3 separate regions of the Mus musculus genome follow, and all the other regions are linked to region 2. The links are chromatin loops, found by intact Hi-C in ENCODE. Cell type or tissue: heart. All regions are shown on one strand.

Evidence for each region. Hi-C counts contacts between places; a loop is a spot of excess contacts. Peaks named below come from ENCODE experiments on the same cell type or tissue, not always from the same donor. Only the 100,000 strongest peaks of a DNase experiment are listed, where the experiment ranks them.
Region 1: a loop joins it to region 2, with 2.1 times the contacts of the local background. A loop is called at or near these places in 2 of 42 quality-filtered maps.
Region 3: a loop joins it to region 2, with 8 times the contacts of the local background. A loop is called at or near these places in 5 of 42 quality-filtered maps.

The regions. Positions count from the first base shown.
Region 1 is chr1:184,391,303-184,399,302 of GRCm38, forward strand. No RefSeq gene overlaps it. Among named protein-coding and RNA genes, the nearest start is that of Gm34229, 37 kb to the right of the region's middle. In heart, a CTCF peak has its summit at 4,134 (motif pointing left); a DNase peak (open chromatin) is centred at 4,129.
Region 2 is chr1:184,445,602-184,453,601 of GRCm38, forward strand. No RefSeq gene overlaps it. Among named protein-coding and RNA genes, the nearest start is that of Gm34229, 18 kb to the left of the region's middle. In heart, no CTCF peak of the experiment used is centred here; DNase peaks (open chromatin) are centred at 1,860, 2,500 and 3,640.
Region 3 is chr1:184,286,631-184,294,630 of GRCm38, forward strand. No RefSeq gene overlaps it. Among named protein-coding and RNA genes, the nearest start is that of Gm34177, 39 kb to the right of the region's middle. In heart, no CTCF peak of the experiment used is centred here; a DNase peak (open chromatin) is centred at 3,251.

The sequences.
Region 1 (8,000 bases), 54 kb before region 2:
ATGAGGAAAAATGGACCATGAGTGTGTGACCATTAGAAGTTTGTTGTGAAGACACATGGAACAGAGAAAGCTGGATGAGACTCAAACTACAAGTAACACAGGGTCTATGGTCCGGATATAGGTTAGAATATCTCGGAATCTGCCCAGTCTAGGCTTACAGCTTGTAAATAAAATATAAGATTTGTGTGTCTTTTATATGTGCTAGCTATAATAAATATTTCATTAACAATGAACATAAGTCAAAACCACTTACATTCTGTGTTGCTCTAGAAACTTTCTGTCTGTGACTATATTAAAGTCCCCACATCATCTACATGGTAGGCATTTTTCTCATCCCATGACCAACATCAGGAACCCCCATTGTATAAATAAGAATAGAAGCAAGAAGAGCTTAAGAACACAGTCCAAGACCTCACAGCAGGTAAGAGGCAGAACTGATGTTAGAGCATCCATGATAAGCACCATATTCGATTCTCCTAGATGCCATGGTCAGAGTGGAATCGTCCTCAGAAACACACTGCCAACCACCACGCTTCAGACCTTGTAAAGGAACCTGGTTCTGATGAAACAAGAGATTGCTCAGAATTATGGCTCCTTCTGTAAGGTTTCCCCATTGTTTGTCAAGCTTTGCTAAATTCCCCAATACCTACAGGGCTCTCACCACATTTCTGTGGTTACAGATGTACAGAACAAGCGTTTGAGTGATATTGAAAGGCTGTTGGTTTAAAGATGTGAATAATGTCTTTGAATTTGACATATTTGCCATATTCCTAGAGGTAAATTGAAAATAATAAAACTCCATAGACTTCCCCATCAATTTAACTTATACACACCCCTTAGAGATGTTATATATTTTGAAATATATCACATTTACATATGTCTTCTATGTATACATATGGTAAGCACCTACTAGACACTGAGTGTTTATACATTTCATCTTATTCATTCATAACTCACTGAAAGTGTCACTGAGCAGCATAGCAAAGATGCCAAGTGAAGGCTGTCTGGCTCCACCATCTGCATCCCCAGTCTCCAGGTGACATGACATAGTAGGGTGCCATGACTAATTCAACCTCTGGGACCCTAAGTTTCAGGGGCTTCTGTTGTGTTTTGCCTTGTTTAGTTTTGTTTAGTTTTGTTTTGGTATGTGCCTGTGTGAGTGAGTGTGATTGTGTGTGCGTGTGTGCGTGCATACCTGTGTGTGTGTCCATATGCATGCTAATGTGCATCTTGGTGTGTGCATGTTCATGTGGAAGTCAGAGAATAACTTACTCCTTAGCCTCTGTCCACCTAGTTTTGTGGGGAAGGGTCTCTCACTGACCTGGGCTTACCAATTTGGCTGGCAGGTGAGTCCCAGTGACGCTCCTGTTTCTACATCTTTGGTGCAGCCATCACTTAGGTGTTATTTTTTTAAGGTGGATTTCCCGGGGATCGAACCTATGTCCTCATGTTTGCAAGACAAGCACTTTAAGAACTGAGCTATCACCCGAGCCCACGAACTCAAGTTTTCTTATATCCTTATGTGGCACATAAATGATAAGGTCTATGTTGTCTTTTATTTCAAGAATTGTGTGAGATATATGAAATTCCACATAGCACGTAGGCCAGTTAATAGGCTTTAGTCCCTAAAAATGTAAACATTCAAACATGCCAAGGATCTGATTTTTGTCTTCATCATTTTTCTCTATTTTGTTTACTAATACTTTCACTCAGAAAACAATGCATGAAGGAGATGCGTATATGAGTGAAGACAAAAAAAAAAAAAAAAAAAAACAAAAAAAAACCATACATGAACAAAGAGACCTCGGCAGTGCTTTTAGCTTAAAAAACAAAAAAAACAAAAACAAAAACAAAACCACAGTCTAGACAATTTCTTCCAGTGACATCAAAGACACAGTCCTTACTCTATCATATCAGAAGTGGAGCCCTATTTAAGGTTAGAGGTTCCCTCTGAGGTCCATGACCCCACCCCCTATGCTAATAAAGTCCAGTGAGCAGGTTCAAAGTGGCACGCTTTGAATTTTTTTTAATGAGACAAAAATAAAAATCGAACATATTTTTAAATATCAGAGCTTATTACACTCTCATAGTAATGTTTGCTTTGTGCAACATTTGCCTGCATTGTGTGTAGTCTGTGCATGTCACCTGCATTGCTGCATTGTTTATAGTCTCTGTAAGTGGCCCCAGTGCATTTCTTGTATCAATGCTTGGTGTTTTTCTGATAAAGAGTAAAAAAAAAAAAAAAAAAAAAAAAAAAAAAAATCAAGGGACTCTTGGGGAATATCTTTGGGAACCTAGGGGTAATGATCGGTTTGAATGTCAGCCAGCCACAGTTTAGAATCACCTGATTAGTGAGCCTCAATTGAGGAACTGTCTTGGTGGCCTTCCTTCATATGAGAAGAGCCTCCTCACATGTGGATGGCACCTTCTGGTAGCATCCCAAATAAAAAGGATGGAAGAATATTGCCCTCCTGCTTGCTGGGCATTTCCTCTCACTGGTCACTTGATTTGGCGATGGTATCATTGCTGATATCAGAGCCACAGTTTCCAGGCTCCGTCGTTCACTAAGGGCCACCTCTTCTCCAGGAACCTGTTAGGCTTCCTGCATCAGACTGCAGCTGCTGAAACCTCCAGCCTTGTGGACTGAAAAACTCCCAGGTTCTAGGTCTCTCTGGTGTGAGGCAGCCACTGTGGTAAAACTCTCAATGGGGCAGAAGTTGTCCCTTCATTATTACTGTTGTTTGTTTATTGATCTTTCCTTTTCATTTGCTTCTGAATCTCCCAGGGAAGGAGATGCGTATATGTGTGAAGACAACAAGACAAAACATGGTGCGTCGAATGAGAGCTGAAGGCAGGACCTAGGAACTTTGCCTACAGTTGGTTCTGCTTGTGTCTACATTTGAAACTTCCATAACAAGGAGTTAGATAGAGATAGCCCCCAGAAGAATAAAAACAAACAAAAAACCAATGTAGAACTTGAGTCTATAATTTTATGCTCTCTCGTGTACACACATGCACTCCAGGAGACCCCTGCTTCACCTACACGGTTTTGCACACTGACTTTGAACGCTTTCCAAATGTGGTAATGTGGCCTAACTTGCTTGTTATTTTTTTTTTTCAACATAAAAGATCATAGGCCCTGTTAGACGCATCAGAACATCATTCTGTTCATCTCGGGGAAACGTTCTCCCTTCCACATTTTCTTTGAAAGAGGAGGACAGAATGAGGCTGGGGGGAGAGGTGGGGGAAAAGAACGGACCACTGAGTTTCCACTTTCCACAGAATGGCAAGGTCCTCGGGGAGACAGTAAATTGAAATTAAGGCTGTTTCAGGCAGCCTACAGGATGTGTCTGCAAATGTAGACGCAGAGAAATGGTGAAAAAGTCTGTTTGTGCCCATTCATACAAAGTGGGGGCCTTGTAATGTGCTCCAGCCCCTGGGAATGGTGGCTGGCCCGAGGAACGGAGGCCGGAAGAATGGGATGGATTTGACATAAGTACTTTTAAGTGTTCTGAAGGCCCCCACTCCTCCCTGTGGTTTACAGCAAAGCCCACTGGGAGCCACAAGGAAAGAGCCCAGTGAATCCCCACAGCTTTTCGTTTTAAGGATAACAAATCTTAAAACAGGTGTGAGCTCAGAAAGCTCCTTTTACTCCTTGCTTTCTCGGTCTTCTGTGGCCAGCCAGCTCTCTCGCTTTGTTATTATCATTCCACAGATGGAGAAGTCTGGAGTCAGGCAAGGGAGGAGAGGAGCGAGAAGCTGAATAAACAAAACGTGCTTGGAGTGACTAATATTCATGAAGTCCGCTGGTCATGCACTATGAAATTTATTAAAGTGTGGTTTCCACGAGAATGTATTAGTGGATCTAATGAACACAGAGTTTTAAAAAGTGGTCTCCAGGAAATGGCTTCTTGGGCTTGGATATGTCCAGTGAATAATGTAGCCAGAGATTATATCGTCAAAAGCTTCGTTAGGCTGCTGGGAAAGGTGGGGGTGCCGACACCAGGGAAGTGGGGATAAAGGGAGACTAGAAGTCTGACGGGTCCGAGTCTTTACTCATTTATACTCATTAAGCCTGGAGACTGCGCAGAAAGCCTCTGAACTTCAGTGCTGCCACCTGGTGGAGACGAAGCGCCATGCGAGGACCTGGGAAACATGGCGCCTCCATCCTCAGAGTCAAAAGATTTGAATGCCTGGTTCAGGCTGCCATTAAAAACCCGGTGCAGTGCACTCATCGTTTCCTTGGTTACTACAGTGTGTTTAGAGCAAAGACAAACACGGGCACGGGCACCGATTGTGCTGAATCAAACCTAAATACGTGTGCTATTTATTTTTGTACATCTGTGATCAGAGAGCCTGAGATAGCTTAAAAGGGAAAATCACTTATTTTGGCTCATGGTTTCAGACATCTGAGTCCCACCATCTTGGCTCAGCTGATTCTGAGCCGCTGATGACATGGTAGAGGGAGCATGCTGAGGAAGATGATGTTCTCCTCTAGACCATCAGGAGGCAAAGCTGCTGGCAAGGGGACTGAGGACCTGACATAACCTTCAAAGGTCCCTCCCTGGCCTACTAAGTCCCTGGATGCTCTACCTCCTATGGTTTCCAGACCGTCCCAAACAGTTCTAGCGTCTGGGGACCGAGCCTGAATACGTGAGCCCTGTGGGGAACATTGCACATTCAGACAAAACAGGACAATGTGTTTTGTTGGTTTCGTTCTTTGTTTTTAAGTTCTCCCATTCTGCTGTTCTATTCTATTGGGACCTTCAGTTAGTTTTCATAGCGTCATATCTTCAGTCTTAGGCTAGTGTGTTGCTCTCTTAAATATGTTTGTTTTATAATCAATTCCAACTCTTGCAAAACGTTGAACTCATCCTGTATTCCTCTCTTTCAATCTATCCACTGTATCAGCAAGCAACCCCTCTTGTTTGTGGTCACAGCATCCCAGGACCATTTCATAGACACCGCCATTACCCACATTTTGACCGACTGGTTCGGCTCCTGAATGATTGCCACAGCCTCCTGATTGAACTGCGGATTTCCAGCTTTCCAGGCTCTGGTCAGCTTCCCTTTAGGCACCAGAAGAGGGCAAGAGAACATGGTAAACACTCGCCTTCATTGCTCAAAGCTCATCAAAGAAAACCCTAGACTTCTACAGTGTGTTTCAAGGCCAGGTCTGCTCTCCCGTTTTCCACTCACTGGTCTTCTTGCTGGTCCCCAGTGAGGCTACCCTCTCATTGCCCTGTCCAAACACTTGACAGGAGGCAACTTAAGAGAGGAAGGGTGTGTTTCTGGCTTACAATTCAGTGAATTAGAATCCATAACAGCAGGGACAGCATAGTGGCAGATGTATGAGACAACTGTCATATTATATACATAATCAGGAACAGAAAGCAGACTTAAAGTGGGGGCCAGGCTACAAACACTCACAGTTGATCAAATCCACTCCCATTCTCTCCCCTACCTCTTCACCTCCCTCCAGTCACTTTCCCCTCCTGAATTCATTTATATGCTTCCTCTCCCTCTCCCCCTCCCCCTCCTCACTCTCTAATTTTTAAAGATTTATTATATTTACTTATTTGTGTGACACATGGAGCAAGCCATGGCGTTGCGGAAGTCAGAGGATAATGTTCTGGAATCATTTCTTCCCTTTCACTATGTGGGTCCCTAGGAACCAACCCAGTGCCTCCAGTCTGGCAGGCAGTGACTTTAGCCACTGAGCCACCCATAGGGTCTCGCCCTCCCCCTCCTCCCCCCTCCCCCCTCTAATACTTGCTGAGTGCATTTCATGCTGCTCATCTGTGCATGGCTGTGGAACCACCTACTGGAGCATGGCCAGGCTCTTGGAGCCCCGTCCTTGAAGGAAACTCAGTTTGCTTCTGCTTCTGACCATGGTTAAAATGTTTTTATTTCATGCACTGACTAAATGCAATTGGATTTGCAGTTATCAGTTTGCTCTTCGTTTTTCCACATTTCTAATATTGTGGTTTCTCTTTCAATACTTTCTGTAATGGCAAGAAAAGCTTTTGTGTACCACTTTGAGTCCTGTTCTTCCTTATACTTATTTTATTAACAACTGCTTTGATTAATATACATACCACCGTTTGTCATAATAAGGTTCATGATCTAACTAGTTGAAATAAAAGAATTTCAATATACTTTCCTGTATACTCCTTGTCTGTAGCATAGCTGATTATATATATCAGCATCTTAGACTTTACATTTTCTCTCGCTCTCTCTTGCACTCCGCTGATTTTATTTTCCTCTTCAAAACACTTCTTAGGGTGACCTCATCTCTGTGGTCAGCATGCTGTCAGGATGGATTGCCATTAATCCTGGTGCGTTCTGGGTGGTCTAGCCTGGTATCAGTCGCCGTGTGTGTGTGTGTGTGTGTGTGTGTGTGTGTGTGTGTGTGTATGAGTGTGTGTGTGTGTGTGTGTGTGTGTGTGTGTGTGTATGAGTGTGTGTGTGTGTGTGTGTGTGTGTGTGAGTGTGTGTGTGTGTGTATACATATATATACATACATACATACATACACATACACACACATGCACACACACACACACATATATATAAACTATGGCATAAGTTCAGGCTAGCAGAGATGTGAGCTTCATGTCACCACTTCTGCCATGCTTAGCCTGAGGACTGTCCACCAGACCAACTCAGATAATATGCTCCAGTTGAAGCTAGCTGTTTTCATGGCCTGGCTAATCTTCAGGGAAATCAAGAGACTCGGAGGGAGGGAGCAGCATCATAAGAGCAGGTTCCCATAGTTTCTCTTCTGAAGTTAGGTGGCTTTTCAAGCTTGAAGGTTTAAGGATGGTGTCTTGGTTTGTATTGGGCTCTAGACTACGTGTGTGTGTGTGTGTGTGTGTGTGTGTGTGTGTGTGTGTTAGATCAGTTTATCTTCCACTACAGGTATCTGTGTGAGAAGGCTTGCAGCTTCTCTCACTCAGTTAGCCAGTGACGCTCCTAACTTAAGCTGAGAAGCAGCCACCGGTTTTTCTACTGTTGTTGAGCTTATTGAGTAAACTGAATGGCTTTTCCTTATCATATAATGTCTTGTGGTAGGAAGGACTTCAAACCACTTAGTGCCCGCGTGAACTACACTGCCTGGAGATTAGACAGGAGAAACACTGAGGCACCATGTCAACACGTCATCTTTAGAAAGAGCTAAACATTTGACAAACTTCACTGACCAAACTAGGGTGAGATCAGGGGATTAAAAGACATAGATACCAATCTGACATCTCCAAAGATGGGGATAAAAAGAAAATAAACTCAAATGCCTACAAATAGAAATTGGTTACTTTTGTGGGAATCTCCTCAGGGGGAAGGGGCAGAGGAACGTTTTTCTAAAGCAGTTGAACATGTGTTTAAAGCTGAACTTCAGAAACAGGACTATAATTATTTTTTTCTGATATGTTTTCTGTTGAGACATGTCTGACTCTTCACATCTTGACTGATGAGGTTCCCCCACATCAGCCTCACCCAGACTTGTGTTTTCTGAGTTAAATAACTGAGATTTATCTGTTTTTGACAAGCCGCCTCACACATTCATCTCTGTGTCATGACGGTGAATTTCCAAACGCTGAAAACTTCACACAGACTCTGGACTGTTTGCAGGTTTACACCCTTCCCACACTGAAAACAAATATTAGAAGGGAAGGCTCACTCGAGAAGAGCAGGAACAGGGCGACTGATACCAGGTTAGACCACCCAGAATGCACCAGGATTAATGGCAATCCATCCTGACAGCATGCTGACCACAGAGATGAGGTCACCCTAAGAAGTGTTTTGAAGAGGAAAATAAAATCAGCGAAGTGCAAGAGAGAGCAAGAGAAAATGTAAAGTTTAAGATGCACACAGCCTCAGTGTTTCTCCCCATTCGTTTTGGAAGCCCTTGGGTGTTTCCAGGGAAATTTAATCTGACCGTTTCTGAGCCATTTACACTTAACTCACCACAATGTTGTTCCATCCTAGTCACTGGTCCAAAA
Region 2 (8,000 bases):
TGGGAGTGACAAAAACCAAATGGAATTTAGAAATATCTAAAAAGATATTCTTGTTGGGTGGTCAGTGATGAAGGTAGAGTCATTTCATGTAGCCCAGGATGACCTTCAATTTGCTATATAGCAGAGGCTGCTCTTAAAATTCCTGATCCTGCTGATCACACCTCCGAAGCATTTAACTCACACCACTACATTCATGTCTTTTTCTCTATTTTCATTTTTCGGCATTCCCTTTTTGAAGTAGGTTTCCAATATAGCCCAGGTTGATTGATCTAGCATTATTGTGCAGCCCAGGCTGCTAAAATAATACTTTTTTTAAAAAGTAAAAATGGCTTTAAGGTCTATCCTATGAGACAGAAGCCTCCCCTGAGACTGTTAAAATGTCCAAGAGGCTGAAACTATCTGGGCCATGGGCCTAGTGAAAAGTCGGCTATGGAATACAGCAATAAAATGACTCCTACTGCTATGCCCACAGCTCAGAGCATTGCTCGATTCCATCAGAAAAGCTTCTTCTTGCACTAGAAGACTGTTAGCACAGGGATCTGCAACTGGGCACTATGCAGGGAGTAAGGGCCTTTGGAGCACATGATCTTAAATGGAATGTCTTCATTAGAGCCCTGCCCTCGAGCTTCAGGGAACTGTGTAGAAGAGGGGAGGAAAGACTATAAGAGCCAGACGTGGTGGCTGACACAATAGGACTGAGGCACATATGAGCTCATAAGGGCTGTGGCAGCACGCACAGGTCTAAGCCAGATGAGTCCAGAACTGAGAGGGGGAAGTGGACACAGGGTTCCACCACTACCCAAGATGTTATTTGCCATTGCTACCTTCTGGGAAAGAGGAAAATCCGTTTTCTCCAATGGAGTGTCATTGGGTATATCAACCACACTCCAGGGCTGGCTTTGGGGCCAAGAGGAGTGACCAACACAACACAAACCAGACATGGTGGTGGTGGTGGTGGTGGTGGTGGTGGTGGTGGTGGTGGTGATGTGTGTGTGTGTGTGTGTGTGTGTGTGTGTGTGTGTGTGTTTCATTTTGGCATTTTTTAAATATTACTGGGTTTTTGTTTGGTTTGATTTACATTTTTTCATTTCTGTTCTTGTCATTTGAGAGAGAGAGAGAGAGAGAGAGAGAGAGAGAGAGAGAGAGAGAGAGAGAACATGAAGTTGGTGGGTATGAAGGTGGGGAAGATCTGGGAGGAATCAAGGAGGTGAAATGTGATCAAAACCTATGGAAAAATAAACAATTTTAAATAGGTACAAAGAACTTAAAATATTGTTAGGATTTGTTTACCTAAAATGTTAGGGAATGTGTGCCTTCAGATTTCTTCTATTCTCTAGAGCTCTGAGCAAGGACAACACCATGTAAAACTCTGTCCTCAGAGGCACCGATGCCCAGTGTGCCCCACACTCTGTGTTCTCTCTGAGTAGCTCAGGTGCACACAGCGACCATTCCTAAGTCTCACTATTGACTGCTTTCTCCAAACCTGACTCTTGGGTTGTCCTCAATCCAAGCCCTTCCTGCTTTCCTTCAGGAAGAATGACACGGTTACAGCTCCAGGCCGGCTTTTGTTCTCCAGTATCTGAAATCCTCAAAACTGCTTCACTTACTTGTTAGCAATAAAGCAAAATTGCACAGTTAAGAAAATTGTTGAGACTATAAAAGCACTTGGCTCCTCTCCCCTAATCCAGAAGGTACTGTGTGTTCTTTGGATCCCAGACAACGCTTTGGGCAGTTCCAGATAAGGTATCCAATAACTTCACTCTGTGTCCTCATTTTTCTTGCCCTCATTCCAGAAAAAGTTGGACAGCTGCCTCCTAAATAATTTTATTGTGAGGAAAGTTATTATGAAAACATACTCCACTGGTTTTCACTGACCTCCAAAACACACTCCCTAATTAAGTGCAAATGGGAGCTGACTTGGAGCAGGTTGTCTCTGATTTTGGACTTGGGAGCCTTCTTAAAGTTTATGAACTCTATACTCGAGCTCTGTCTGCCAAACGAGGAATTTCTTATTTCATTTGGTGACTGCTCTGAGGTTATATAACGCTTCCCCAAAAGCCCTGGATGCTGAAGATGCGTAAACCATCTGTCTATGCTGAAAAGTCAGAGAAAGAGAGGGAGGGAGGGAGGGAGGGAGGGAGGGAGGGAGGGAGGGAGAGAGAGAGAGAGAGAGAGAGAGAGAGAGAGAGAAGAGAGAAGAGAGAAGAGAGAAATTCATTGCCCCTTCTATCTGTCTCCGAGTACAACTAATTATTTATCCAGAGGAATTTCCTTGTGGCTTTTTATTTTAATATTGAGTTCCTACATAACCATAAAATTTTACAGTACTGAAGAGGCAATGATGGTATTCATGCCCTCACGTCTTTTTATAGGAGCCTATTTGGCTTTAATATTTAAAGAAACCCGAGGACCTGGCAAAGAGAAGCATGAGAAGAGAGGCCCAGAGGAGGCAACTTGTGCTTCATCTCGGGCCTCCAGTCTTTCCCTCCCCAGCCAGCAGGGGGCAGTAGTAATAGAGGCCTGGAAGCTGCTTCCTTCTTGAACTATGAAGAGACTTAAACAAGGAGAAATGATGAAAGCCAAAGGGGTTTCTCTGACCTCCTCTGGTCCTCCCTGGCAGGAGTAAGCCTCTGGCGGATTAACTTCCAGGTCCTTCGCCTGCTAACTTAGGTTGTGGCAAATATTTGGACGGCAGCCGTTAAGTGGTAGTCTCGAGCCCACGCTCTGCCAAGCTGAATCCCACCATCATTTGATGCAGCCTTTTGACAAAGAGAAACGAAGCTGATGAGTATTTCTGATGTCCTGAAGGTGAAGACACTGAGGCTTAAAGCCGTGTGCAGATTGCTCAAGGTTACAGAGCTAAAACTGAAACCCAGACTAAGGAAAGAGTTCAAAGTTTCTCATCGTTGACCCAGGTACCAAGCTTTATTTGAAATTTTGGTTTCTTTGATTTCGTTACTTAATTTTTAATAGCATGTAGTTCAGGCTGGCCTTGAACCTGTGATCCTCCTCCTTCAGTCCCTGAGAGGCGGGATTGCATGTGTACGCCACCACAGGCAGTTCATCGTTAAAATTATTTTACCTGACAAAGCAGATACAAGTATTTTTTTTTTTAGCTTTTCTTTTTTGTTAATTTCTGACATGGAAAACTTGAGGTAAACAACCATCAGCTGAAGTTGAACACTTCTACATCAACAACCAGTAATGGACAGAATGGTATTCCACCAGCCTGGCTAACAATGGTGACATCATTGAATGGTTTTGTGAACTTTGATGTTGGACACTCTTTCTTTCAATGGTGTAACATCATACCAACTAGACACTCCGTATCACCCTGACTCTCTGTGGCTGTTTGAGCAACATGAGACTCTGTGAGGAGCCCAAGGCTTGCTCTCGGGCATCTGGGTTCGATGCCAATCCTAAGCACTGTTCTGTGTGAAAGGATTCATCGTTGGCCAAGGATTAATTGGATCTGGTGATGGTGAAGCAGGCAGATGCAGGGGAAGCCATTAGCCTGGCTTAGCGCCATAGGAAGTGCTGGGTCCCAGTGATGACTGGGACACTGTATCAAAACTTGGAAAACAAGGAGAGAACTCAAACAAATGTCCAGATGTTTTGGTTGTGGGTGCCAAAGGTCCAGATGTCTGACAAACTCTCCGAGAGTTAATTGCGTTTGTCGGTGCTCGCAGGCAGACTTGGTACATCATGATCACAGGCTATGGCTGAGGGTGAGCGGAGGTTAATGTCCTTCCCGGTCCTGCACAGGGCTCCTTTGTCATTAAGGAAAGCTGCAAAGGGATACAGACTTCCGTGCCTGCCGAAAACATTACTGAGAGGCAAAAGGCAACTGGGTTTTCCACAGGCTCTTAAACATCTTAAATCTAAAATAAGTAATTGTTTTTGTTTTTGTTTTTTTCTTTTTTATCTCCTAGGCTGTTTTTTTCATCTTTAAAAGATATCATGAGAGATCTAAATAGGGCCCAGTTCTCTCTCAATCTGTTCATCCCAAGCAGGCTGGTATTAAAACGTTGAATCCAAAGTTCAACTATCTTCTTCTGTCAAATACTATGGAACTATTTCATTGTCATATAGGCTTAAAGTAAGAGAAAAATAATGATTTTCCTATAATCTAACTTACATGGGTCCTGTCGTTAACCAGTCAAAGAAAAGCAGGTAGGAAGACAGCTTTGAAATTAAGATTTCAAAATACTGTAGAATAGTGTTTCCTATAATAATTATTGAACATTCCATTCCTATGAGCCCTGGTTTTCTTTTTCCTTTTTTCTTCCTTTGTCCTTCCTTCCTTCCTTCCTTCCTTCCTTCCTTCCTTCCTTCCTTCTTTCCTTCCTTCCTTCCTTTTTTCCTTCCTTCCTCTCTTTCTCTCTTTCTTTTCTTTTTTCCTTTTTTCTCCTTTCCTTTCTTCCTTTCATATTAAAAATAGCGTGTGTGTGTGTGTGTGTGTGTGTATATACGCACACCCGAGTGTATGTGCATGCATCACGTGCTCAGAGTGCCCACAAGGGTCAGAAGAGGCATCTGTCCCCTGGACCTAGAGTTACAGACTCCAGCTCCTCCATGGGAACTGAACCTGGTCCTCTGTGAAAATTATAAACACTAATCTTAACCACTGAGCCATCTCTCCCACCTTCCCTTCCACTCTCCCTTCCTTTCTTCCTTCTTTCCTTCCTAACATGGTCTCATGTTTCCAAGCCTGACCTCACCTCCCTCCACAGCAGAGAATGAATAGCCTGGAACCTCTGATCCTCTCTTCTCTACCTTGCAAGTGACAGGATCCTAAGCACGTACCACTGTGACCACTTTGTATGATCCTGGGGACTGAACTCAGAGCGTCCTTCATGCTAGGCAAGCTACCGGTGAGCTACAACCCAATCACAACACGTCCTCCTCCTTCTGTTCCGCATCTCTAAGAAGGGCTACACCAGACACACATGGAGGCAGGATACTTGACCCGAACCCAAAGCCAAGCAACTAGTAAGAGTATTTTTAACTGAGTATACAGTGTTTAAAGGAACCCCAGCAGCTCAAAGAAGTTGGAGATGTATTTGCCTCAGTTTGTAGAGATTGCACAACTTGACCTGATCCGCTCAGGTCACATGGAAGGAGAGAAAGGTAGTTAGTGGGTGCAGAATGCTCTGTGTGCTCCTGTGCATTCTATATGACTAGTCGAGTTCAAGGATGGTCTATCATCTTAAGAAAGCCCTTTAACAGTGAGAGGCTTCAGTTTCCAAACAAACAAACCAAAAGTTTAAAAGATAATTGTTATGGGGTTCCTCCAAACCCCTTTCTACAGCAGTCATGATCTGTATCTATTTGACCTAGTTCAGAGATATAGATGAAGCAGACAATGGTCAACACAGTACCCGGGGTCCACCTTGAAGGGCAAAGGATGAAGTATTAGAAGAACACATAAAGTCCGTGCTTCTCAAACCGAGGCGCCTTCTGAGGTCCCTGGGATCCTGAGAGAAAGTCCGAAAGAAGCAGTTGCTCAGTGCATCCAGTTTGCAAATGTCCCTGAAAAGCCTACTCTTGGATGGTGGCATAAGTATTTTTTGTGGGACGGAACTTAAAGCTATCATACATCTGAAGGAATAAAACAGGAGACAGTGAAGATAACATTGAGCGTGAGGCTTCCTTCTACACAACGATCCCTTGCAGAGGGAATTCCATGCTGAAATACCTGAGGACATTTCATTGCTGGAAAGCTGTGTGGGGTCTGCAGCACACCCCTCATGGTCTCTCTGAACACAGCATGGCAAGGATAGGGATCTAGCAATGACCAGAGGAGGGTAGAGGGGCCACCAAAGCTGTCTCCCAGCTTCTTGGACAAGATGCTTGGGATCGTTGGATTATTTAAGGTGTTTGGGAGCTTTTTTTTTTTTTTGAACACATGCTGCCCTGGAAATCACTACTCAGCCAGGGCTTAGCCTTGAGCTCACAGCAACTTTCCACCTCGGCTTCGCAAGTACCAGGATTACAAGCACCAACCATCAGAGCTGATTTTTTAAATCCCCCATTCCCTGAGATTCCTGGCTGAGACTTGGTTTATCATCTGAGAAAATGTTTGTCATTCCTAGGACTCACTCGCAATTAGAATTTTACAAAGCCCCAGGGGGTGGTCCCACATAGCTAGTGTTCTAGCAATACTGTGAGTTCTTGCTGTGGAGTACTATACTCCTTCTGAGAGGCTGGGCCAGCTTATTCCCAGAGTACATGCTCCTTTGCCCCTCCTAAAACCTCAGGCCTGCTTCCCTGACTCACAGGAAGGAGGGTGTGTGTGACAGAGTACTACTGAATGCTGTCAGAGGGGAAAGTGTACCAATGTGTTCTCACCAGAAATCTCCCAGTAAGAGCTGAAGGGGTAAGGTAGTCATTAAGACAGCTTGCTATCGCTGTTCTGTCAGATGACTGTAGTTTGGATGCTAGCACCCAGATCCCAAGGCTCACAGATGCCTGTAGTTTCAGCTCCAGGGAATGTGAGGCCCAGTTCTGGATTCCATGGGTGCACACACACACAAAGCATACATGTGCCCGCGCGCGCGCGCGCGCGCGCGCACGCACACACACACACACACACACACAAATAGGATAAATCTTTTGTTAAATAAAGAAAACAACAAAACAGTCTCCTAATAGGAAGATGAGCAGATGTGGGAGGAACTGAACCAAGGGCCTGTGAAACCTCAGGTCATGTGACCTAATACAGGCTGCCCACCATGGCTCCTGTATTAGCTTGGACCGACCAGTCTGTACAGAGTCCACAGCTCCTGGTGTGTTTTCCACAGTTCATTCCTTCTTTCTTCCTCACTCAGCCGAGAACACTTTACATGAGCTCCGCTCATATGGTGGTAAATCTTGACTTGAACTGACACAACACACACGGATTTTCCTCCTACAGTCTAGGGAGAAAACACCTTGATTCCACATCTTTAAAAATGTGCCCACACTTGGGCACAGTCTGCTACATCTGACTACACTGTGGATTGTAACACGCCATGCCCATACCATGTGACCACTCCCAGATCCCCAAATTCTGAAGTTCAGAATTTGTCCGGCCCAGAGGTTTTAAAACAAGGCTCTGTGAGTCTTTTGCGGCCCAGGCCCAACCCAGAACAATACAAATAGACTAATCCTATATCCTCGGAATTTTCAAATCTTGAGATTTTTTTGTCCAGCCTATGTAACAACTGATTCTTGCCTTCCTCTTGCCCTGCGTGGGATTAAATGCGGAGCCTTTCATCCGCAGGAACGGACCACGTCAGTATACCATAGCCCTCACACACATTTAATATGAATTCACCAGTGCTGATTTAATACATATTAATGACATTTCCCCATGACTTTAAAAAAAACGTTTTGTTATTTATTTATTTGTGTGTAGGCGCCAGCACTTACATTAGAGGGTCATTTAGAGGCTAAAAATGGACATCAAATCCTCTGCAGCTGATGTTATAGTAGATTGTGAACGGCCTGATGTTGGTGGTGAGAACTCTGGTCCTCTAAGAGAACATCAAGTCCTACTAACCACGGAGCCATCTCTTCGGCCCCTTCCTTGCTTTTCAAAACTACAAAATCAACAAACCCCTGAGTAACACTCACAGTCCAGGCTGTTCTCCAAGAGTCACTTCGTAGCCAAGGCTGACCTTGAACCGCTGATCCTCTTGCTTCTGTCGCCCAAGGACGGAGCTTACAGGCACGTGCTATCATGTCCGGTTTCATTTAGTACCATAGATGAAACACAGGACTTCACAGATGCAACTGAGCTATACCCCCCAGACCCACATATCAACTCTTATGGTCTAGCCTGCCAGGCTGTCACTATGACATCATAGAAAGCAGGGTAAAGGAGAAAGACCACTGATGACTATAAATATTCTCACCATGGAGAAAGACCACTGATGACTATAAATATTTTCACCGGGTGCTGGTTACAGGCATAACAACTCTGCCATTTATATAACAGCAAAATGTGGTAAAATGGT
Region 3 (8,000 bases), 160 kb before region 2:
GACTGAAGTTCACCCAGCCCTTCAATCTCTGTGGCCGAGAGCAATGGTAAAATGAGAACCTCGGGCACCGTGAGTGCCTTCAACATTCTATCATTACTTCAGCATCTCTGGAAATAACTGTAAGAATTGGCAGATGGGGTCATAAAATCATAATGCCTCTGCCCAGCGAAAGCAACCATTACCCAAGGGAGCAGGCAACCTACAGAACAGGGGAAAGATTTTTTGCTAGCTATATATCTGGCAGCAATATATATAAAGAGTAAATACACAAAACCAAAACCAAACAAACAAAATATAAATACCAAGCACATGAAGTAAAAATGCTACCTAGACATATAAAAATTGACCATCTTTAGCCATCAGAGAAATTCAAATCAAATCTAGATGAAGAGCCTGTGAGATATACTTAACAACTCAAGTGTGATCTCTAAAGCCCACAGAAGGGCAGAACCAAGTTCCAGAAGTTGTATTCTGACCTAATCATAATAGAAACCATTAAGAAAACATACAACACGCAGGGTACAAAGGTGCATGCCTTTATCCCAGCACTTGGAAAGCAGAGGCAAGTAGATCTCTGTAGATACTAGGCCAGTCAGGACCATAGTGAGATCGTCTCAAAGGGTGTGTGTGAGAGAGAGGGGGGTTGGGGTTAGTGAAGAAGAAAGAGCCTTACACCCTGCTGATGGGAATATGAAAATTAATGCAGAAAATCATTGTGGAACCCTCCTGTCCCCACCCACTCCACACTAAACACAGACCTACAATATTACTGAGCTACGGCTGTCATAGAACCCATCTCTACAGTGGGAGCCACCCTACCCTACAATACCTAGGGCCCTGAGCAAACTCCACAAAGCACTGTGTACCAGGCTGCTTTTATACTGGTCAGTGGGAAAAGAGAAGTGGCTTTGACTCGCTGACACAAAGCGTTGTTAGGACAGTATAACTACTCATCAGATTTTACTAATGAACTAATGAGGAAACCAGGTTTTAGAAATGTGACCAGGTGTCTGACTTCAACCTTCATGATCTGAAATCTCACGCAGGTTTACAATAAGGCCAGCTTTATCATCTACATTTTTTTTTAAATTACATCTTCATTTTCTTTGTCCAATTGCTTCTTTAAAGATGATTATTGTAACCCACAATGTATCATCTTTACAAAGTACTGCATAAAACTATCTGTGTGGTTCCTTTGGGAAGATCTGTGGTCTGTTCACAGTGGCTACACCATTTTACAGTCCCTGGGGCTCTGAGTACTGATCTTCTGGTATGGTTGTTACTTTCTGCTTATTTTGAATTCATTCTGTTTTTGACAATAACACCCTTGCTAGTTTCATCCTTGTCTCTATGATAAAAACATCTCTACAAAAAAAAATCAATTTAGGGGAGCACAGGCTTGTTTTGGTTTTCAGTTCTAGGGTGGATGCTACAGGGGCAGGGGGAGAGCAAGGATAAGCACAGGCTCACTTGTGCTTAGCTTTAAGAGCCTTGGTATGGTATATACAAACTAGAATAACCACCTTGTCTCAGTCAGAATGGCTATCATTAAGAAAACAATTAACAACAAGTGTTGGCAAGGATACTGGGAAGGGGAAATACTTGTGTATGCTGTACTGGCTGCTCTGGCCACTATGAGAATAAGTATGAAGGTTCCTGGAGACATTGAGATATATCCACATATACTATTCCTAGGGGTGTATTGAAAGCAATACACCGAAGTGTATTAAGTACAACACAGAGATGCCTGCATATCTGTTTTCACTGCAGTACTATTCACAGTAGCAAAGATATGGAATCAGTCTAGGTGTCTGTGAAGAGACAGATGTATACAGAAGATGTAGTACATATACACAGTAGAGTTTTATCCAGCTATGAACTGGAATGAAGTTATATCATTTGCACGGAAATGGATGCAACTATATAGATCATTTTAATCAAAATTAGTCAGATGCAAAAAACAAACAAACATTGTGTGCTTTCTCCCACTTGTAAGTTCCAGAAAATTTTTTTATATAGATACATAAAACTTTTTGTGACATTAAAGCAGAGGGGAGGGTGCTAGCAAGAAGGGAGGGGTGAGGCTAATAAACAGAGAGAATGAGGGCCGGCAAATACAGTCAAAGTGCACAAAATACTTGAAGGGAATTGCACGTATGAAACAGAGCATTATGTAAAAGAGTACACACCAAACAATTTTTAAAAAGGAGACCCACAGCTTTCACATTTTTATAGGAGATAAAATTTGCACAAGGAGAACAATCTTAGAAAGAACTCTGTTTTAGAAGCGACAGCAGAACCGTGTGTGCCAGAGGCCACAAAGACACTAAGGGGATTATGGGAAAGCATCCATGTGCAGAGGAATACCGTTTGTCTGTCCTGAAAGGCCTCACCAGGTAGCGGCAGTTCCTCTGTGCTCTCCAATGCCGAAGCATCAGGGTGGCTTGACGAGCTGGCTTGGACAATTTGTCAGGAAGAGCATGGCTAAACCCAAGTCCTGAGTGTCTTCTGCTCCTGGGCTCTGCGTGTGGCTGCTCTTCACGTAGCTTGTGCTTCCTCACAATATGGCTATGCCCACAGAGCTTAGTGCCTGTGCACCCTGGCTTTCTGAGAGAAGGAGTTTGAAAACTTCCAGTCGTTTCTAGACCTAGGCTCAGAATCCTCAGGAAGATGCTTCTGCTTCAGTGAGCATCTCAGAAAGGTAGCCAACAGACTCTATGTCTTAAGGAATGTGTGCTTTCAGCCCCATAGGCTAGCGACTTGGAAAACAACATACTGAACACCTTCAACTATGAAGGAGGAATGCCCTAGAACAAGAACCAGGAAGATGTCTCCCTTACAGTTTGCCCTCTAATGGTTTCCAGACCCTAAGATGTAAGACCCTACTCCTTATTAGATACAAGGCATATTCCACTCTTTTCCAGAGGTTTGATTGGGGGTGAGGTTTTCTTTCACTCATGTATTATGATTAAGTTTTGTTTTGTTTGTTTTCTGGATACAGATTTCCTTATACAGCCACCTGTCCTCAATCCCCCTGCCTCAGTCTCTGAAGTTCTAGGATTGCAGGCATGCATCGCCACATCCAGCTCCTATTATGCTTTACTGGGCAGAACAAAGGCTTTGCCCAGCTGACATGTGGCAGGGACTGTCAGAGAGCCCATTCTCATGGTCCATTATACGGTTCTGAGAAAGGAAACTCAGGCAGGTCCAACACATCCTCTGTGTGGACGCCAAATGTCTTGTGACGTGGGTTCTTCGGGGCTGTTTTTAGTGAGGACACTCCAGTCTTATGAATCTGACAGGAATTTGGCTCTGTGCCCTGACAGAATGCAATGTAGGCATAATTTGATCTTCCTGTAATTGTCTTTTAACTTGGCAATCCAGACTAATTTTTTCCTGTGAAGTGAGCCCAGAACGTCACTGGGACAGTGGTTGGGTTAATTAATGAGGCGTAATAATGTGCATAATAAAAGCATATGATCTGAGTTTTCTTCCCTTATTTTTCTCTTTCCTTCCCATGGAGAATAGCTGGCCCCACTGGAATCTGTGAGTCACATTTTGTTCAAGGAATCTCGTCTTGTAAACAACAGCAAGGAGAAAATAATAACTGGAGAAACATCTGCTTGATTGAGTCCCTGACTTTTGTTTTCCACTTCCCCCCATTGCATGTTAAAGGAAGTAAATAGGAAAAAAAAATCTAATTATATTACTGTTTACTGATTACAGGATAAGTTTTTATTGTGTTTATTTTAAAGACCATTCTAAGACACACCCAAAGCCTTCATCTTTTTTTTCCCCCTTACAACCACTTACAGTTCCCTCTTCTTTTTCTTTGTGGTATGTGGCTAACAGCCTTTAAAGTCACCAAATAGTTGTACCAACCCTTGATTCTCAGAGTTAGCAGAGAGGGTTGGAATCCATAGTTGTTGGGGGGAAATATTCACAGGTGTCAATGATGAGGCTATCGGAAATCAAGAATCGGAAGTGGCTTTAGGTTCCAACAGTTCACCAGGTACGTCTGAGTCTGAAGAAACCATTAATCAGCCTTTCCTCGTGAAAACTGATTCATCCACTTTAATTCTAGGTAAGATTGTCAAGGTCCAGCTATACCGCAAGCTGTGTGCTAAGTGGGGCATAGTAAGATTAACACCAGCCCTGGGCACCATGTGGAATCAGTGTTAGACTCAAGTGGGAAAGAACTGTTCTGTGGATATTAATATGGCACCAGAAGTTGAGCTGTCCCTGGTGTTAGAATTGCATATGGGACCTTTAGGAGTAAGTAGGTTATCACACAGCTTGAGCAAGAAGTAATAGTTCACCAGGCAAAGCCTCATTTCAACTTCTAAGCATAATACTTTGAAGGGGTGGCAAATAGAAAAAGTATGAGACAGCCAAACATGGTCTTCATATTAGGGTGCCTAGCTGATGGTATTTTGCCAAATATCTATCATTTAGCTCACGATTTACTTTGGTTGAAAATTTCCTTGGTTTGATGATTCCAATTTTTTTTTCCTAAAAATGAGTGTTATTTTTGATCAATGTCAAAATTCATCTAAAACAACTTTTGTTAAAAAAAAAAAGAATCATTAGCACAGCAGAGCCTGGCACTCAACGTTATGTGCCTACATTTGTCCCTGGACACTGCCAAGAGCTGGGAAGTTCACATAGTACCAGAACAAAAAGTTCCACTCATTCCATGCGAGTCACAGGTAATGAAGTCATAATGGAACCTCTAGCCAGACCAGCGCCACGCAAACAAGGCGCATCAGGAAGCAATAATGCTCCAAAGGGAAGATGTGCTCTTCCCGTTCCAGAGAGCATCACTTTCAGCAGTGAACTAATACTATCAGCTCTGTTACCCTACTACTAAACCCCGTCTGACCTTTGAGTAGATTATGGCAGATATATCTACTGCTTTCTGATTTTCAAAAACCTCTTAGAAAAACTCTCCAGCACACAGTTTTTAAAATAAAGTTAATTCAAAAAAATTTTTTTGAGGCAAGGTCTCACTATATAACCCATGTTGGCCTCAAGCTTACTGGGGTCACAGGTATGTACCACCATGCCCAGCTAAGTATTTAAAAAAACAACTTTGATATTTAGCTATGAATATACACTTTTCAGAGAAGGGAAAGTGCCACAACTAAACACCTTAACAGAATACTGAAATATTGAAGCTTTGTGTCACTGTTCTCATGACAGTCATACAAATACACTAACTAGTATCTTACTACTGAGAATTTATAATTTGAACTAATATCCATCTGCACAAATATACAAAGTAATTAAAAGATTAAAACAAGCATTGCTTTAATATTCAGGGCAGAAATGACAATGGCATGGGGCAGAGTGAAAAAAGAGAAGGTGGACATGTGAACTACTTACTCATAGAAAGTGCAGTTTGGAGATTAAAAGAAGTCAGAGATATAAGCATTAAGTTTAAACTGTTCAACATGTCCTCCAGGTAGCATTTACTAGAACTGCAATTTCTTTTGTGGGTTGATGTCCTAGTTTCACTCTGATTGCTGTGACAGCATACTCTGACAAGAAGCAACTTAGGGAATAAAAATATTTATATCATTTTATAATTTCAGATTACTAAAGTCCATCATTGTGGGACTGTCAACTCAGGAACTTCAAACAGTCAGTCAGTCACATCACACCCAAATTCAAAACCAGAGGAAAATGGATGCATACATGCTTACCTGTGCTCTGCTCAAGTTCTAACATAGTTCAGAACCCTTGCCTAGGGAATGGAGCTGCCAGTAGTGGGCTAGGTAGGTTTTCACACATCAATTAAATTTTATTAAGATGACTCCTCATAGACATGGGCAACTCAACATGGATGATCCTTCATTGAGACCCATTTCCTAGGAGATTCTAGGTTTGTCAAGTTGGCAATTTGTAGAGAGCTTCTTCCTTGACCATTTGTGTTTACTGTCTTGCTTGTTCCTTAACCTGGAACCGACCTTATTATTTGCATGTAATTAAAATGGGATAAAAGCAGACTGAGAGAAAAATAAACCCATCTCAGCCTCAGAACATGCTGGGGTCATGCTACATTGTTGTCTAATTGTTCATTTTCTTTTTAATCCTCATTCCTTCCCTGGAGAACCCTTTGACAGACTGAGCTGGCTTGGCCAGCAATTGAAGTTAATCACCATGGTTGGTCTCAAAAAATTAGGCTATATCATTTCATTGAGAGAAATCTCTATTTATAATCTAATAATCAAATAAACATCCCAAGCCGGACGTGGTGGCACACGACTTTAATCCCAGCACTTGGGAGGCAGAGGCAGGTGGATTTCTGAGTTCTAGGCCAGTCTGGTCTACAAAGTGAGTTCCAGGATAGCCAGGGCTATACAGAGAAACCCTGTCTCGAACAAAAAATGAAACAAACAAACAAAACAAAACAAACAAACAAACAAATAAACAGCCCAAAATACTCAAAATACAAGGCAGGTCAGGCCAAATGTCATGTGAATGGCTAGTTAGAATTGTCAAGGTAAGCTTAAAATTAAAGAAGCATTTGAAAAGTGTCTTGGAATTATTTTCCAGTGGCTGTTTCCTCTCTCCAGTCTTTCCAATTTAGTTTTCCTCACCTAGCCATGCTTCCTGGCAAGAACTCAGTCCTCAGCATAGGGCTGTTCCATTCATTTGTGACCTTGCTTGGGGGTGGGAGGGGTAGGAGTCTTTAGCAGTCTGTTCCCACACTAAACTAATGCATGTTCCCATACTTCATGCTAGAGCCACACTCTTGTCTTCTTTCTTTGACCTTTAAATTTCCTGTCTCCTCACACTAGCAATGGTTTCAGTTCAAGACCCACTCTTTTGGTGTTCCTTAACCTTCCCTTCACCAACTCTCAGTCCCCTCTCACTGGAACGCACACCTTATGTGATCTCTCTCCCTAAGAGATGGTTCAACCATTAGCACCTTCTCAATGGATCCATATCAGGTAGATTAGCTTTAAGCATATTCTTATAGCTAGAGAAGGTGATTGATCTTAACCCACATGATAGCTCCGTCATCAAATACTTATTCTCTGAATGCACGCTCTCTATCCAGGGTACTGTTTTAGTTATTGCAATAGACATGGCTTCTGCCTTCTTAAAGATCATGCCTAACTGAGGCAAATACCATAAACAAGCTCGTGATAAATAAGATCAACTTGGGTTCATATAACTGATATAAAAATAGTTGCCATAAATGCCAGCTAATAGTAATAGCTTATTCTGTTCTGTATAAATTATCTCAAGTACTTTATATCGACTATCACATGGAAGCCTAGGAAATAAGGGTAATTATTATCCCTTCACTGCAAGACATGAAACTAAAGCTTAGAAGGTTAAGAAATGTCCTTGAGATGCTACATCCACTAAGGATCATGACCAGGATGTAAAAACAGGCAGCTGGCCTCTGGATCCTGTTTCCTCCACTCACCTGATGAGGAAATTCTGGTGCACAGAGAGTCATTTGAACTGAGAAGTCAGTGAAAGGCAACAGAGAGAAGAAACGCTCAGCTGTCCCTGCCCAACGATGCACCCCTAAGGGAACTCTGAAAGGTATGAGGTCAGATGCCCCTTCTCTCCTGTAAATTTCATCGAAGGAGATTCATTCAAACCTGAACAGGTCTTGCCATCTCAGATCTTCTTTGCTTTGCATGCAAGGGGAGAGACTGGGTTTCCAAGGAAAGACCAAGAGCAGCTCAAAGAAGGATCACATCAGTTGGACATGGTGGTCCACTCCTGTCCTCTGAGCACTTAAGGAGGGTGGGCAAGAGGATGAAAAGTTCAAGACCAGCCTGGGATTTATATTGAGACCTTGGCTCAAAAATTAAGGAAGGAGGGGAGGAAGAGAGAAAGGGAGGAGAGAGGGAGGGAGAGGAAGGGAGGGAGGAGGGAAAAAAGGAACCTTTTCCTCTGTCTTGTATTCCTTGCCTTCCCAGAGGGCCCATAAGCAACTCCTCCTTCTCTACTGGAATGGTAAGATCCAGTTGCCC